2 separate regions of the Homo sapiens genome follow, and region 1 is linked to region 2. A link is a contact called in ENCODE Hi-C or POLR2A ChIA-PET data. All regions are on one chromosome and are shown on one strand. Each heading gives the region's core, a stretch centred on a gene start or an enhancer-like site at or near the end of the contact. The rest is flanking DNA. Distances are from core to core; before and after follow the strand shown. Region 1 overlaps VPS13D (vacuolar protein sorting 13 homolog D). Region 2 holds the start of TNFRSF1B (TNF receptor superfamily member 1B).

Region 1 (7,351 bases), core at 2,658-5,157, 340 kb before region 2:
CTGGAAAGCAAAGTGAATGCCCATTGAAGCAGGAATAGGTGAGTAAATTATAGAACACTTACATCATTAATGAACATGCAGCACTTCAGAGAATAAACTAGAGTGATACCAGCCTGAGGGAACAGTGAGAAAAAAAAGCAAGTCACAGAACAGTGTTTAATAGATTCCATTTTTGTAAACACAAATGTTAGGAATCTATGAATATGTATATCTGCTTATGAAACCATACATAATTATATAACGTCGTGAAAATTTGGGCGACACACAAGGTTATTAATTTTGAGGTGGAGTGGATGGAATAGAGAGGGGCGATATAGTGGGGGGAGCAAAAAGGGAAGACTACTTTTAAAAAGTGTCAGTAGGATTATTCAGCAGTGAGTTTTTTTTGACACAGTCTTGCTCTGTCACCCAGGCTAGAGTACAGTGGTGCAGTCATAACTCACTGCAGCCTTAACCTCCTGGGCTTAAGTGATCCTCTTGCCTCAGCCTCTCAAGAAGCTGGGACTGCAGGCATCCATCACCATGCCCGACCTTTTTTTTTTTTTTTTTTTGTAGAGACAGGGTCTCCCTCTGTTGCCCAGGCTGGTCTTGATCCTCCTGGCTTGGCTTCCTAAAGCGCTAGGTTTACAGTCCCTTTCTTTGGTCTTTATGATTGCTTTTATCATGCCCTCAGCCAGAGAGCCACAACTTGGATGATCTTCAAGACCCTTGCAGATGCGAGTGCAATCTCACTTCCAATTTCCTGAAGAAGTGCTCTTCCAGGTTAATCCAAACTTCTAAATAATAATGAACATGCTTGGGTGTGTTTTCAGGAAGCACTTTCTGTTATTAGGGTCTTGGGATGCAGTGTCCAGTGAACAGCAAACATCAAGTATCTCTTACGGTGCTAGAAATCACATTCTTGGTCTAAAGAGCTGGGGTGAAAGCTGTGTTTGCAGCCAACCAATACCTGCAAGACGGCTTGCTGAATTTGGCTGAGGAAATGGAAGATCGTCATACACATACCCTTTCTATGTCAATGACATCCCCATGCCCTGGAGTGCCTGGCTGGTTCACTGTCAAACACTGACTGTCCCACTGCATCTGTGAACCCCTGAAAAGAGTCTAATTGTGTGCGCGTGTGGGGGTTGTTAACCACACCTTCCACTGTCTCTCCCACTTGGAAGGGGCATAGTCTTCAGAAGCTGTGCTTTGGTTTGGAAAGCGTAGCCCCTCCCTTCTCTAGGCTTTTGGATTTCTGTTGACATTTTGTTCTGATTGGCTCTTGGCCAGTTCAACTGGGCAATGGTGGATGAGGTACTTGAATAGGTGAGGGGAACATTTCTTGATTAAAGCCAGTTCTTTGCCTGTTCTACAACACTGAAGCTGTGCAGCTACATGTGGCCGGACAAGAATACAGCCAGGCTGCCCGATTCCACTGTACATTCACGGTCATCAACGTCAAATGGGTCCTTAATGTCGCCCGGCAAACATACCATGCTTCTGTGGCCTATTCCCTTTCCCGTTACCCTACATGACTACGTGCACCTTCTCTCTCTCCAAATCAGCATCACTTCCCGCCCTGTATTCATTCTTGCCTGATGTGAGAAATCAGGAGCAATCAATGGAATCTCAAGCTCCCCCACCTCCACCCATCTTCCTGGCCCGCCAGGCCCTCTTCTCCCTTATTCCTTCCCTGCCCTCTTGAATTTCCGGTCAGTTCTCTCCATTTATGGCCAGATTCCTGTAGAGAGCTGTTGTTATTTCTCTCCTTCCATTTTCCTCTTGAATCTACTCCAACCCGGCTTTCACCTCCAATGCTCCATTGAAACAGCTCTTAGAAAGGTCTCTAGTGACTTCAGCATTGCTAGGTCCACTGATAATTGTTGGTCCGAATCCCACCTGACTTAGTAGCAGCCCTCGGTAGTCTTTGAAACCTTTCTGGCCTCAGCTTCTAGGATCCATACCCTCCTGGTGTCACTCCATCTCTGGATGATCCTGCTGAGCCTCCTTTGCTGTTTTGTTGTTGTTGTTGTTGTTGTTGAGACAGAGTTGCCAGGCTGTTGTGCCAGGCTGGAGTGCAGCGGTGTGATCTCGGCTCACTGCAACCTCCGCCTCCCGGGTTCAAGTGATTCTCCTGCCTCAGCCTCCCAAGTAGCTGGGACTACAGGCGCCCACCACCATGCCCAGCTAATTTTTTGTAGTTTTAGTTATACACATAATTATATAACGTGGTGAAAATTTGGGCGACACACAAGGTTATTAATTTTGAGGTGGAGTGGATGGAATAGAGAGGGGCGATATAGTCGGGGTTAGAGATGAGGTTTCATCATGTTAGCCAGGATGGTCTCAATCTCCTGACCTTGTGATCCGCCTGCCTCAGCCTCCCAAAGTGCTGGGATTACAGGCATGAGTCACCATGCCCGGCCTCCTTTGCTGTTTCTTCTTCAGCTGCCTAAACCCTAAGTGTGACGTCTGTCCTGCTGGGGCTTGGACCAGGAACCTCAGAATGGACTGATCAGCAGCCAGTGTAGCGCGGAGACTACTACTTACTCTTGGGAGGCTGAGACTGGTTAAGGTGTGGGGGTGCTTCCCCAGGCCTGGGGGCAGAGGCCACATTTTATTGTGAACATCACACTATGTTTGGTATTTGTCACTGGTGATAGCTCTAGAAGCTGTGGATCACCAAGAGACCAGAAGAAAACAAAAGAACAAGTTTGGGAAGTCCACAAGGCATTTTATTCCACAGGAAGAAAAATGATGACTCTGATATGAGAACCAGACTCAAGAGTCTTCACACACTGGTGACTGTAATAGTGTTTACATAATAGAGAACCAGATATTTTTAGAATTTTATCAAGCAGCTACTATGGTATTTTGAGGCCCAGATCATACTTACAAACAAAGTGGCCCTGGAGCCTTCAGAACATTGCGATGAGCACCCACCAAGCAGCAAGACACTCTTGGGATTTGGGGAAGGGGCCGCTTGTCTGTTTTCCACTGTGTAGTGACCAGGCCCAGGGGCTGGGGAAGCACTGGCCTGGCTCACCCTTCAGTGAGCACAGAGAAGCAGCGACAGCCAGGGAGTGACACGGGTCGGCCAACTGTGCTGGGTCAAGGGACTGGGTAGCTTTGGATATCTCCTTACCCAATTTACTCTTATTCCATTTATTTTACTTTCCTCAGAGACGAACTGTGTGTTTGAAGCAGAAAGAAAAGCAGTAGAAATGATCTTAACAAAGTCTTAGGCATTGCTGGCTGAATATCAGTTTACAAAGAGACGGGGCATTTAAGGAGCCAGGGGCAGGGCCTGTTTCCTCCAAAGCTTTGGATGTTTTCCTGGTGAGAACCAGGAGGGGATGTCAAATGCCCCTGAAACCTTCTGGCCTTGTCTGGCCCAGGGCTGCAGGGCAGGGGAGAGCTGAGAAGTGGAGCAGCTCGCAGTTGGCCCTCCCATCTCCCACCCAGCCCCGCCCTAGGTGGTCTTTGGATTCCATTTTAACATCTGCCTCTCCTAAGGTGCAAATGTCAAAGTGCTTGGTTGTGCAATCACAGGAGATGGGCAGCTATTTAAAGAGCTGATTAAAATTAGAAAGGAGCCCAAGGGGGGCATCTGAACACTTCTCTGGATTCCTCCTGAAGCACCAGCCCACAGGGCAGCCCGCAGCTAACTTCCTCAGTCAGGTCTGAGAACACCCAGCACTGCTGCGGCCCAAAGCAGATTTTCTTAGTAACACTAAACTCCTTAATCTCATCAAGAGATTTCAAGTGACTTTGTTCCAGAAGGTGATAGAAGGCTCACTGACGCATACAATCAACCCTTCCGAGAGTCTCATCTTTTAAGAGATCATGATCTCAGGCAGTAGGTTACTGATGACAAAAACCACAAGCCAAACCTGTGGGGGTGCAAGGAGGGAGGCTGAGGAGGAAGCTGCAGAGGAGCTGCCATCTTGTGCAGTGCTGTATCCTGCTGCCATCTTGTGCAGTGCGTGAGTGCTGAGACAATCATCACCACCCCCCAGCAAGACACACACAAACTAAAACTCACCCAGTGCCGCAAAAGCCAAGTTTCCATTCTGCAATCCACTAACTTGGAGTTCAGCAAAGGCAACCAAGCCTCGGAGTTCAAGAAAGCTGATCCTTGAACACTATGTAGCTACTTGTGCTAAAGCTCCCTTCCTTCCTCTCTGCATGCACGCGCGCGCGCGCACACACACACACACACACACACACACACAGACACAGACACAGAGGGGAAGTGGGAGAGGAAAGGGAGGGGAAGAAGATTAGCTTCATTTGTGTCTTGGAAGGATTTGGGTCATGAGTTATAAACACCAAAACCTTCCACGCATCCACTGATCCACTGAGTCATCCCAGACTCAGCTACATGTGACAAGGTTGTAGAAATTGATTAGCTTTATTAAAATAAAAATTTAAAAATCACAAGGTGACTCATTCATTCTAAAGTGAGGCCCCTTTTCCCTTCTCCCTATCTGCTTAATCCTTACAGAAAAGCGAAACACCAAAAACAAGACCCAGGGCGCTCATACCAGGCCTTGCTCCCAGCAGGAATTTAAAACCAAGGATAAGAGATGCCTTTGTCAAATCTTGGTTCCATGAAAAACTTACCAACGCAGCTTTTTAATACTCCTATTTCATCCCCCTTTCTGGAACTCTCCCTGCTCCCTTCTCATCCTGGGGTTTCCATCCTGTGTCCCCTCGGGCTGTGGAGCTACGATGCCTGCCTGTGGCTTTATTAAAAAGAAAACAGTCCCGGGGCTTTGTTCTTGGTTGTTGCTGCCCAGGCAGGAGAGCACTTTTATGTGGATTTCTGATTTGTTGCAACAGTTCAATGGGACTTTTTTTTTCCTTCTCAATCAACAGAGTTTACCAATGTTTCCAACCTCTCTAATAATAATAACCTGAGAAAACTTACAATGCTGACTTGCACCCATGTGGTAATGGAGCACAGGTTTCCCCCTAAGTTTGGTAAGACTAGTTAGGAAAAAGCCAAATGGATAACTTACATCATAATTTGTAAGAATCTAAGCACTCTTTGTAAAATGGGGGTGAGAAATTAAAAGTGGGCTCCCAAGCCCCTCTCCTAGATCCTTCTGAAGGGCCAGCGCCAGTCCTGGGTGCCACAGCTCACAGCCCAACTGGACAGCCACGATGTCAAAGGCGTCCCTTTCAGGACCACAGCCCTCACCTCAACCCACTTTACTGGGAATACTTTAGTCTCCAAAACTAAGACGTAACATTCTTTAACTTTTAAGAATGCCTTTCTATAGACAGTATCCTGAATTAGACATCTAGAATTAGTGCAATAGAAGATCCAATATAACTTTATATTACTTTACAGTTAACAAACCTTTACACATAGCACAGACCCTGTTCAGAAACGTTCCTATATATTTACAAACACACTGTTGTACATATATACATGTTAACAAAATACAGGGCAATCTAAAAATTAGATTCATCTCAGTACATGTTTTTAAACGTTATTTAACCAATACCTTTAAAAATTATTTCCCATAATCTAAAATAACTCCCTGCCTCACAAATTAATACGATTTCCATTTGTACTTTTCCTCATGAGGATTTACTTTCCCTCATTCCTTGACAACTTCCCCAAACCCGACTCCGGTTCTGCCTCCATCGTCAGCTGAGAGCTGGGCCTCTTTCCTCCTGGTGGGTCTGCGCTGTGTCGGGAGCGCCCATCTCAGCAGCGGGGCTTCAGGAGTCCAGCTCCAGCTGCTCTCGGTTTTCGCTGAGTCTTAACATAAGCTGCTGTTCATAGTAGAGGCTCTTTGCGTAGTTTATTTCTTGTGACAACTTGACAGCAAGGACCTCAGATTTCACATGGACCTAAGGAGGAGAACAGGATGGGTCACCTGTCCCCAGGATGGGGAAATCCAGGAATCAGATCCACCCAGGTGGCGGCTCCCAGCCCAGCTGCATCTCAGGATGGGATGTACACGTCAAAGAAACAGTGATGGCCAGGGCTGCTCCTGCTTCACTCGCACTCACAAGTCTGGGGTGGGTCCCTGCAATTTTTTTTTTTTTTTTGAGACGGAGTCTCTGTCGCCTAGGCGCAATCTTGGTTCACTGCAACCTCCGCCTCCCGGGTTCAAGCGATTCTCCTGCCTCAGCCTCCCGAGTAGCTGGGACTACAGGCATGTGCACAGCTAACGATTTTTTTTTTTTTTTTTTTTTTTAAGTAGAGATGGGGTTTCACCGTGTTAGCCAGGATGGTCTCGAACTCCTGACCTCGTGATCCGCCCGCCTCGGCCTCCCAAAGTGCTGGGATTACAGGCATGAGCCACTGCGCCCAGCCGGTCTTTTTAAACATTCCCCAGGACTGTACAGCCAACCCATACTCACCTGACATTTGGGAACTCCCCCCCACGGCCATAACTGATCTGCAGAGGTAAGACCAAGAGCAAGAATGGGGGATTCACATCTAAGGTCTGGTGATGGCTGATGAAGGAAGAAGAATCAGCGAACAAAAGCCTCTAGGTCTTTCTTACCACAAACACCTCTCTGCCCACCTGCTTTGAAAGGGGCAGAAGTATAGTGGGCGAGGCTGCCCACCTGCTACAGTGAAGGGATCTGGAGAAATACTCACACTTTGAGGTGCTCGCCCTCTTCATCAGCCAGCTCTAACTTAAGCCAATGACCCCACGGGAGCCTTACACAAGTCCAAACAGGCCCAAATGCATTCATGAGCAGGGGGAGGCCAAAGGACTCCGGAGGAGAGAGGCCCAATAAGGCTGGCGCTATTTCCGATCCATAGAGAGAGCAGAGGTGGGCAGGCCCTTTTGATTAATGTATCATTCTTGAATGCAAGCTTCAAAATCCGGGTATGCCGGGTGAGAATGAGCAGGACTAACACCTGGGTGTCATGGCAAGCCTCCAGGGCCGACTGGCCAGAGACAGATCCGCAAGAGGCTCTGCAGCCAGCTCTGGTGCCAAGCCACTCGGATTTGAACCCCGGCTCCTCAAGGTCAGCTGTGTAGCCTTGAATGAATCACCTGCTATGACCAATAGTGAGGAGGGGATGACAGCAACACAGTGATCAGACAACCCACAAGACAGCCAGCCCTCTAGGAACGTTAGCTATTCGCAGGAGCTTTATTATTTAAAAGCCTTGTCATAACAATACCTTGTCCCCTTTGGAGGGAAAGTATAACTTTTATTTACAAATAATTATTGAGCATGCTAGATGCTACTAGAACAAAAGTTACGGTTTCCACTGTTAAGGAGAAACAATGGAGAAACCAGCGTGAGCTCCAGTGCTTTCTTCGATTTGGTGCACTGAAGAATCCCATTTTGGGAGCAGAAAAACCCTGTGTGTTGTGTTAGCTGT
Region 2 (6,842 bases), core at 900-3,399:
AAATCCAACTGAGAATGCGGAAAGGCTTTCCTGGAGAGAATGGCATTTGCAGAAGGCCTTGAAGGATAGGGGTAAGAAGTGTCCCTTGGAGAGGGGATGGCACGGACAATGCTTTTTGCACAATGACACACACGATGACCATCATCAGTTCTACAGAGGCGGGGGAGCACATGTGCAGGGAGGCGCGAGGAAGAGTTCAGGTACCTTACTCTGGCCTGGGATCTCCAGGGGAGTTTCTGCCTCAACCATTGGGAGCCACAGGAGGCTCCCCAGGCAAACAGAGAGGTGCCTCATGCTTGAGAAGGGTCTCTCTGCCAAGGATCAGCGGGAGAGGGGGCAGGGCCGGGAGACCAGCTACAAGGCTGCGGCAATAGTCCGGGTGGGGTCGTGGGGAGCAGGGATGAGGGAGGAGGGAATATGAGCTGCCGCAGGAGCTGGTCAGGAAGGGAAGGAAGTGGGAGGGAACCTCCTCCAGCTACTCCAGGACTGCAGCCTGGTGTCCTGCTGAGCCCTGTGCCTGACACCCCTCTCCCATCCAGGGGCTCACATGACCCCAGAGTTCACCCAGGCAGGCCCAAGCTCAGCGGCAGGAAGACCCCCTCTGAGGCCAGAGTATATGGCATGACCCCAAAGTCAAGCTGGGGACCACGGTCGTCCCCATTCACACTCGGCCCTAGAGTGGGGACTCTCCTGACCCAAAGGCCACCCAGGACTTACTCTGGGGCAGTTCTCCAGGACCCACTCCTGACACCCACTGTCGGTGAGTCAATTCTAGTCTGACAGCCCCCATCTTCCACCCACAAGAACTGGACTCTCTGGCCTCAGATCAACAAGTCACCTTATGTCACCACAGAAGCCAGTGCCACCTCCCACCTTCCTCCTCGGTCAAGATGTCAGATGGGGGCAGATGGGCCATGTGTCCATCAGGGGCGGCTCTGAGGAAGGATGAACGCCCACCTTCCCCGCAGCCTCAGGGCACAGGGGCCGAAGGCAGGAGAGGCCCCCTTTGGAGGAAGAGTTCCCCCCAGACCCTTCCATGAAATACAAGTTCTCTGAGCCTCAGTTTTCCTTCTCTAAAAAATGGTTTATCTTATCTTACCAAACCATGGAGACAGTAAAACAAAAATGGGGTTATCCTATGTTACCAGACCAGGAGACAGTCAAAAACAGGCAAAGGGTGCACAGTCCCTTGTACGCCCGTTGCTACTGTGGGAGTGACGTTCATATTGAATAGGAGCCCTAGGGTTTCTGCTGTCTCCATTTTCCTGCGGCCCCCGGAGACTTCATTTGCCTTGCTCGATTACCAGCCCAGACCTCCCTCGCTTGCCCTGTCCCCAGAGGCCGCAGAAAACAGACTCTGCAGTAGCCCCCGGACGCATCGGAGGAAGCAGACAGGCAGCTCGCCCTCCAGCTGTGCCCTCAGTGGACCTGACACACACCTGGTCCTGCTCTTCAGACACAGGACCCTGGTATTTCTAAGAAATCGGAAAACCGTCGCCCAGAGGAAAAGGAAGTCTTTTGAAGAGGGTGCCCGGCGTGGGCAGTGGGGCAGCGCCCCGGCACAGCCCCTTCTCCACCGCGTGGGAGGGAAGGGCTGTCGCGGCAGTCGCCGGGGTGAGGGAAGAGGGGTCCCGGGTCTAGCGGGGGTCTGCCCAGGACCCGCTGCTCAGCCCCAAATGCCCCGGCCTGCGCTCGCGGAGGAACCAGGGTGCGCCCCTGTCACGACGCGGGTAAGAGGGGCTTCGGGGGCCAGAGTTGTGCCCCGAGCGCACGTGTGCCGGGCCCGGAGTCCCCAGCGGGTCCCCAGAGGCGCGCGTGTCTGATGCGGATGGGGGGCGGCGACTGGGACTCCCAGCCTCCCAGCCCGTGACAGCGCCCCGGGAGAGCGCGGCCCGGGCACCCGAAGGCTGCGCACCAGCCGGGTGGACATGCGGGGCGGCTGTCCCCCGTGGGCCGCGCGAGTCACCCACCTGGGCGGGCAAGGCGTGCGCCGCAGCCCAGAGCTCCAGTCCGACGGCCAGCGCGGCCCAGACGGCGACGGGCGCCATGGGTGCGGGCGGGGTCCGGTTGCCCCCTGCCCTCGCGCCCTCGCGCCCTCGCAGCCCAGCGCCTTCTCTCCAGGCTCCGCTGCGCTCGCTAGCCCTCGACTGAAAGCGAAAGCCCGCGCCCCAGCGGGCCAGAGGCCAGGCGGCGGGGCGGGGCGGGGCCAGCCGGCCTTGGACACGCCTCCCCCACGCCCCTCCCCAGACGCTGCTGGGCCTCCGACCCGACCACTCCAGCATCGCTGGGCCGATACCTCCAGCGTCACTCCCAGCACTCGGGTGACCCCTCAACCTCCTCCTATCGTCCCCTCCTCTTCGAATCACCATCTCCACCTGCCCGGCCTCCACCTGCCCGGCCTCCACCTGCCCTCCCAGCTCCCACAGGCTTCCCTGTCCCGTGAGGGTGAGGCACTAATTTGGAAAAACATCCCCCAAAGCTGACAGCTGCTTTAGGGGAACCAAGAGAATTCTAGATCATTCACTTATTTAGACTCTATTTTAAATATATTTAATTCTTATTTTTTAATTTTTTTTGAGACAAGGTCTCACTCTTTCACCCATAGCTCACTGCAGCCTCCAACTCCTGCGCTCAAGCGATCCTCCCACCTCAGCCTCCCGAGTAGCTGGGACTACAGGCTCGGGCCACCATGCTAGGCTGATTTCTTTATAGAGATGGGGTTTCGCCATGTTGTCCAGGCTGGTCTCGAACTCCTGAGCTCACGTGTTCTTCCCACCCTCAAGTGATCTTCCCGCCTCTGGCCTCCCAAGGTGCTGGGATTATAGGTGTGAGCCACTGCACTCGGCCTGTTTAGACTCTAGAGCCAGACCACCTGGGTCTGGATCTCTGAACTGACCTCATAGGACTATTCTAAAAATTTAAAGATATGTAATATACATAATGCAGTCTGTACTTTATATATACTTAAGTAAGTATCTACATATATAACAATAGGCATTTATAAATCTTGGCTGTTGTTACTACTCTTCGCGTGTTCATTTATCCTTAAACACGCATCCAGCCTTCTCACAGGGAGAAGACTCTGCACTTCCCTGCTCAAGTCTCCTGCCCAGGCAGGGGGCAGATGAACAGAGGCTGGGAGAGAATGTCACCAGGGAAGCTGCAGGGCCCTGAGGGGCTGCTGAGACCAGGCCCAGGAGAGCTGGCTTCCCCAGGATTTACATCATGACCGAGCACCCATTCCAGCTGCAATCTGTCCCCCCATCCCCACTTTGAGTGCCAGCCCTAATACAGGGCCAGCCCTGCGGGGCCAGAGCACATTCCTCCAGCCCTGGATTACGGGGGTCCTAGCCCCCAGCACATAGGGCATTTCTAAGGGTTGGGGTGGGCTGGGTGGCAGGAGGCTATTCTGTTCCCTGTTTCCTCACTGCAGGCTGCCTGAAGAGGTACAGAGACCCTTGCTCCCGGCCACCAGCCCCACAGTGGAGCCTGCAAGGATGGTGCTTCTAGGTGCTGAGTGCTGAGTGAGAAACTGGGAAGTGACTCCCTGGGGATGGAAAACCCCACCTCCTGACCAGGAGGCTGGGAAATCACCTGGTTTCCACATGTTTCTGTGACATGGACCACGCTGAGGGTGTGGCTGGTATGACCCACAGCCTTAACTCTGCAGAGCCGCTGGACAGACATGCAGAGCTCTTCTGGCCCTTATGAGAATGCCTAGGAGCAGCTCCAAGGACTCCTTGATCCCTAAAATAGAGCTGAAGGCAGGAGGGAGATGTCACCTCGTGGAAGCAGGGGACAATAGTTCTCTCTAGTTGTCCCCCACACACCTCAAGACCAATGGGACCAACAGACTGTCTGCACCCCCAACCCTCAACAACCGGCTCCTCCTGCCAGTTTCCCTATCCCAGTGAATGGCACCATCACCTCCTGAAGGTGGGGATCCTCCCAGGCTTAGGTCCCATCCTGGGAACGAATTCAAGCTTAATCTCTATGCAACATGGGGCTTCTCCCCTTCTCCAGGCCGACCCAGGCTTGAGAGCAGGCGACTTCTCTCTGAACTCTGCCAAGTGCAGTTCTTGACTCCAGGGTCAGGCCCAGGGGTGAGGGTTTGGGAAGGAAAGGGCACAGTGTTCCATGGCAGCCAAAGTTGTCACCCATCTGGCACTGGGGACTTTGGGGACAGTTTCCAGCTCATTCTCTCTGGGGCTCTAGTGCAGGTTTCTTGGAGACCTTCTTACTGACTCCACTGGCCACAGCTCCCCAGCACCTGAAATGCCTGCACCTCCTGCTGGCCACAATTCACCACCTCCCCTTCAGCTCCTACAGGATGGTGTCCTCCTGGCTTCTCCTGCTGAGGCCGCCTTACCTACTAGGAAGCACTTTGGGATGGAGATGGTCAGGCTGGCCTCCTCGCTGGGGTCCATGGTTGCCTGCCCTTTGCTGCGCACCAATAGCAGCCCAGCTAACTCTCCGTGCACCCTGGCTCACTCCAGCAATGCTGGCTCAGGTCCATCCAGCCACAGGCTCCTTTATTAAGCACCTACTGTGTGCCAGCCCTGGAGTGCTGGGGACTCAGCAGTGGACAAAATAGACAAGAATCTTCCACCTGTGTTATGGTCCTTAAACTCCTGGGATATGAAGCCCCCAGATGGCTCCCTCGTATCCCCTCCTGCTTGGCCCAAGGTAAGAGGAAGTGCCCTCTCCGCTCCAAAGGGCAGCAGGGGGCACTCAGCCCAATGGTGACTCCTTCCCCAAAATCCTCTCTCTTGGCTTCTCCAACCCCACATCTTATTTAGGCTGGAGGTGGCGATGGCCAGTTCTGGCTGAACCAGTTTGTCTCTCCACATGACCTGCACACGTGGTCCGGGACTTTTTCTTCAGTGTGGGTGGGGGGGGGATTGATCTTGACACTCACCATATTGTACCTGCCACTGGGGAATATGGTAAAACTCAGGGACAGCAGAGGCAGTGTGGAGGGCCTGGACTCTCTCCTTCTGCCCCACAGCCCAGCCCTGGCTCTATCTCCCACCCATGATGCTCTGGGCCTCCCGATGAGGCTCTGGCCTTCAGGCTCTGTCCCCGAATCTGCCTTTCCGTGGAGTGGTCAGGCCCAGCCCTGCAAAGCATTAGCCACTCATGCCACTCTCCTAGCCCAGGATTTCTCAACCCAGAGGTCATTTTACCCCCTCTCCCTCCCCAGCACATTTGGCAATGTCTGGAGACATTTTGGGTGGTCGCAGCTGCAGGGGGCAGGGAGAGGTGCTGCTGGCATCTCACAGGTAGAGGCCAGGATTCTGCCAAACATCCCACAACGCTCAGGACAGCCTCATCCACAGAGAATTATCCAGCCCAAAACGTCCAGAACGCCAAGGTTGAGAAGCAACCTAGCCCATGGCTCTCCATGGCCTTTAGAACTGATTTCAGCCTCCTCCACAAGACACTGGAGGCCTTCATGTCCTGGCCCAGCTGGCCCACCAGGCAGAGCCCCACCACGAACCCCAGCTCTACAGGCCAACTCCCTGGGCATTCGGAGCAACCCTGAGTTCCCACCTCCATGCTTTTGTCCATGCAGGTTCCTCTGCCTGAGGTGTGTTTTCCTCTTTGTTTGTTTGGTGATCACCTACTTGTCCTTCCAGTCACAGCTCCACTCGTGCTCTCCTGTGAAACCACCCTTGACCACACCCCAGCAAGCTGGGCAGGATAACATGGTACGTCTACAGACTATTAGCATAACACTTACTCCGGTATTAGTTGCTTACACGGCCCTCGCCTCTCTTAGTAATTGTGATACTAGCGGTTATGGAAAGATGACTTACACACTTTATCTTGCACCAGGTGGGGGGCAAGCTTTATGGTATGCTTATCCAGCTAATACGGGGTACAGCGGGTTCAAACCTGGTTTGGTGGCCTCTCCATAGCCAAGGGGCTCTTCTCAGCATGGAGCTCTCACACTGCTGAACTGTGTGATACCCGAGGGTAGGGGGACTTGCTCTTGGTTCCCTCTATTTCCCTTGATTGAGTCCCTTCTTGTGCATCTCCTGTATGTTCTGGCCCAGGAGATACCTAACGGGGGGCTTGATAAAGTTGAAGTGAATAAGGACCAAATACAGGATGAAGGGTACGCAGGAGGCGATGAAGGGATGAAGACTTGAGAGAATGAATGAATGAATGAATGAATGGGTACATGGATGTCCGGGTCAAGGCTCAGGAACCCAGTCCAGCCCAATCACTCCTAGGCCCTGTATACCCAACCCAGACTCCCAAGCCATGCATCTGGTAGACTCCCAGCCCCACAGCGCAGAAAAGTCCCCATTTGCTCCTTGTTGACAACACAGTCTTCAAGCAGAGATGGAACTGTGGCCCTCAGGTCCTCAACTCAGGGGCTGCATGTGCAGAATCTGAGCTCTTGGCCAGACACTCCCTGGAGCCTCTCCTCACTTCCCAGCTCAGTCTACAGCCCTCAGAGGTCCCCTGACATCTCCCACCCCAGTAGGTGGATGACTGCACTCCTGCAAGCGAGGGTGGAAGAAGGCAGGGCCACGGGCAGGCCACGTGTGCGAGGACAGCCGGTCTGTCCACTGACAGTTATTGAACACCTACTGTGTACCGGGCATTCTAGTGGATCTTTTGGAGGAGTGGCTTTCCAGCTTCAACCAGCATAAGAATCATCTGGAAGGCTTGTGAAACATGCAGAGTCCTGGGCCCCACGCCCATGTCTGTTGAGGGCCTAATATCTGGCTTTTTAATGGACTCCTCAGTGACTGAGGGGCACCTGCTGAGAAACCGTACAGAGGGTTGAGGTGCAGCAGGTGCTGTGTGTGGCTGAGGGCAGTTTGGAA

What was found. Hi-C counts contacts between places; a loop is a spot of excess contacts on that map. ChIA-PET counts read pairs that join two places held with the same protein, here RNA polymerase II (POLR2A). Pooled maps may share reads with other maps.
Region 1: a loop to region 2 is called in a pooled map, with 2.2 times the contacts of the local background. The contact joins the enhancer-like site here to the promoter of TNFRSF1B in region 2. A Hi-C loop is called at or near these places in 8 of 50 pooled maps. POLR2A ChIA-PET finds 5 or more read pairs at or near these places in 3 of 52 experiments (activated CD4-positive, alpha-beta memory T cell, activated CD8-positive, alpha-beta memory T cell and activated naive CD4-positive, alpha-beta T cell).

What each region holds. Positions count from the first base shown.
Region 1 is chr1:12,507,392-12,514,742 of GRCh38, reverse strand. It overlaps VPS13D (vacuolar protein sorting 13 homolog D), which reads right to left. Exons shown (of 70, transcript NM_015378.4): 70 at 2,696-5,850. The coding sequence ends at 5,719. SNORA59A (small nucleolar RNA, H/ACA box 59A) reads right to left here; the gene lies at 7,346-7,351. Among named protein-coding and RNA genes, the nearest start is that of SNORA59A, 3.8 kb to the right of the region's middle. RefSeq lists enhancers at 5,833-6,334, 6,701-6,870. Within about 2 kb of position 3,907, at least 17 of the 41 ENCODE cell types and tissues checked have a DNase peak (open chromatin) inside an H3K27ac peak, as active enhancers do.
Region 2 is chr1:12,162,298-12,169,139 of GRCh38, reverse strand. TNFRSF1B (TNF receptor superfamily member 1B) reads right to left here and starts at 2,149. Exons shown (of 10, transcript NM_001066.3): 1 at 1,971-2,149. The coding sequence starts at 2,048. MIR7846 (microRNA 7846) reads right to left here and starts at 2,197; the gene lies at 2,102-2,197. RefSeq lists enhancers at 1,082-1,723, 5,530-5,629, 5,970-6,069, 6,499-6,628, 6,787-6,842 and silencers at 1,764-1,993, 2,004-2,313.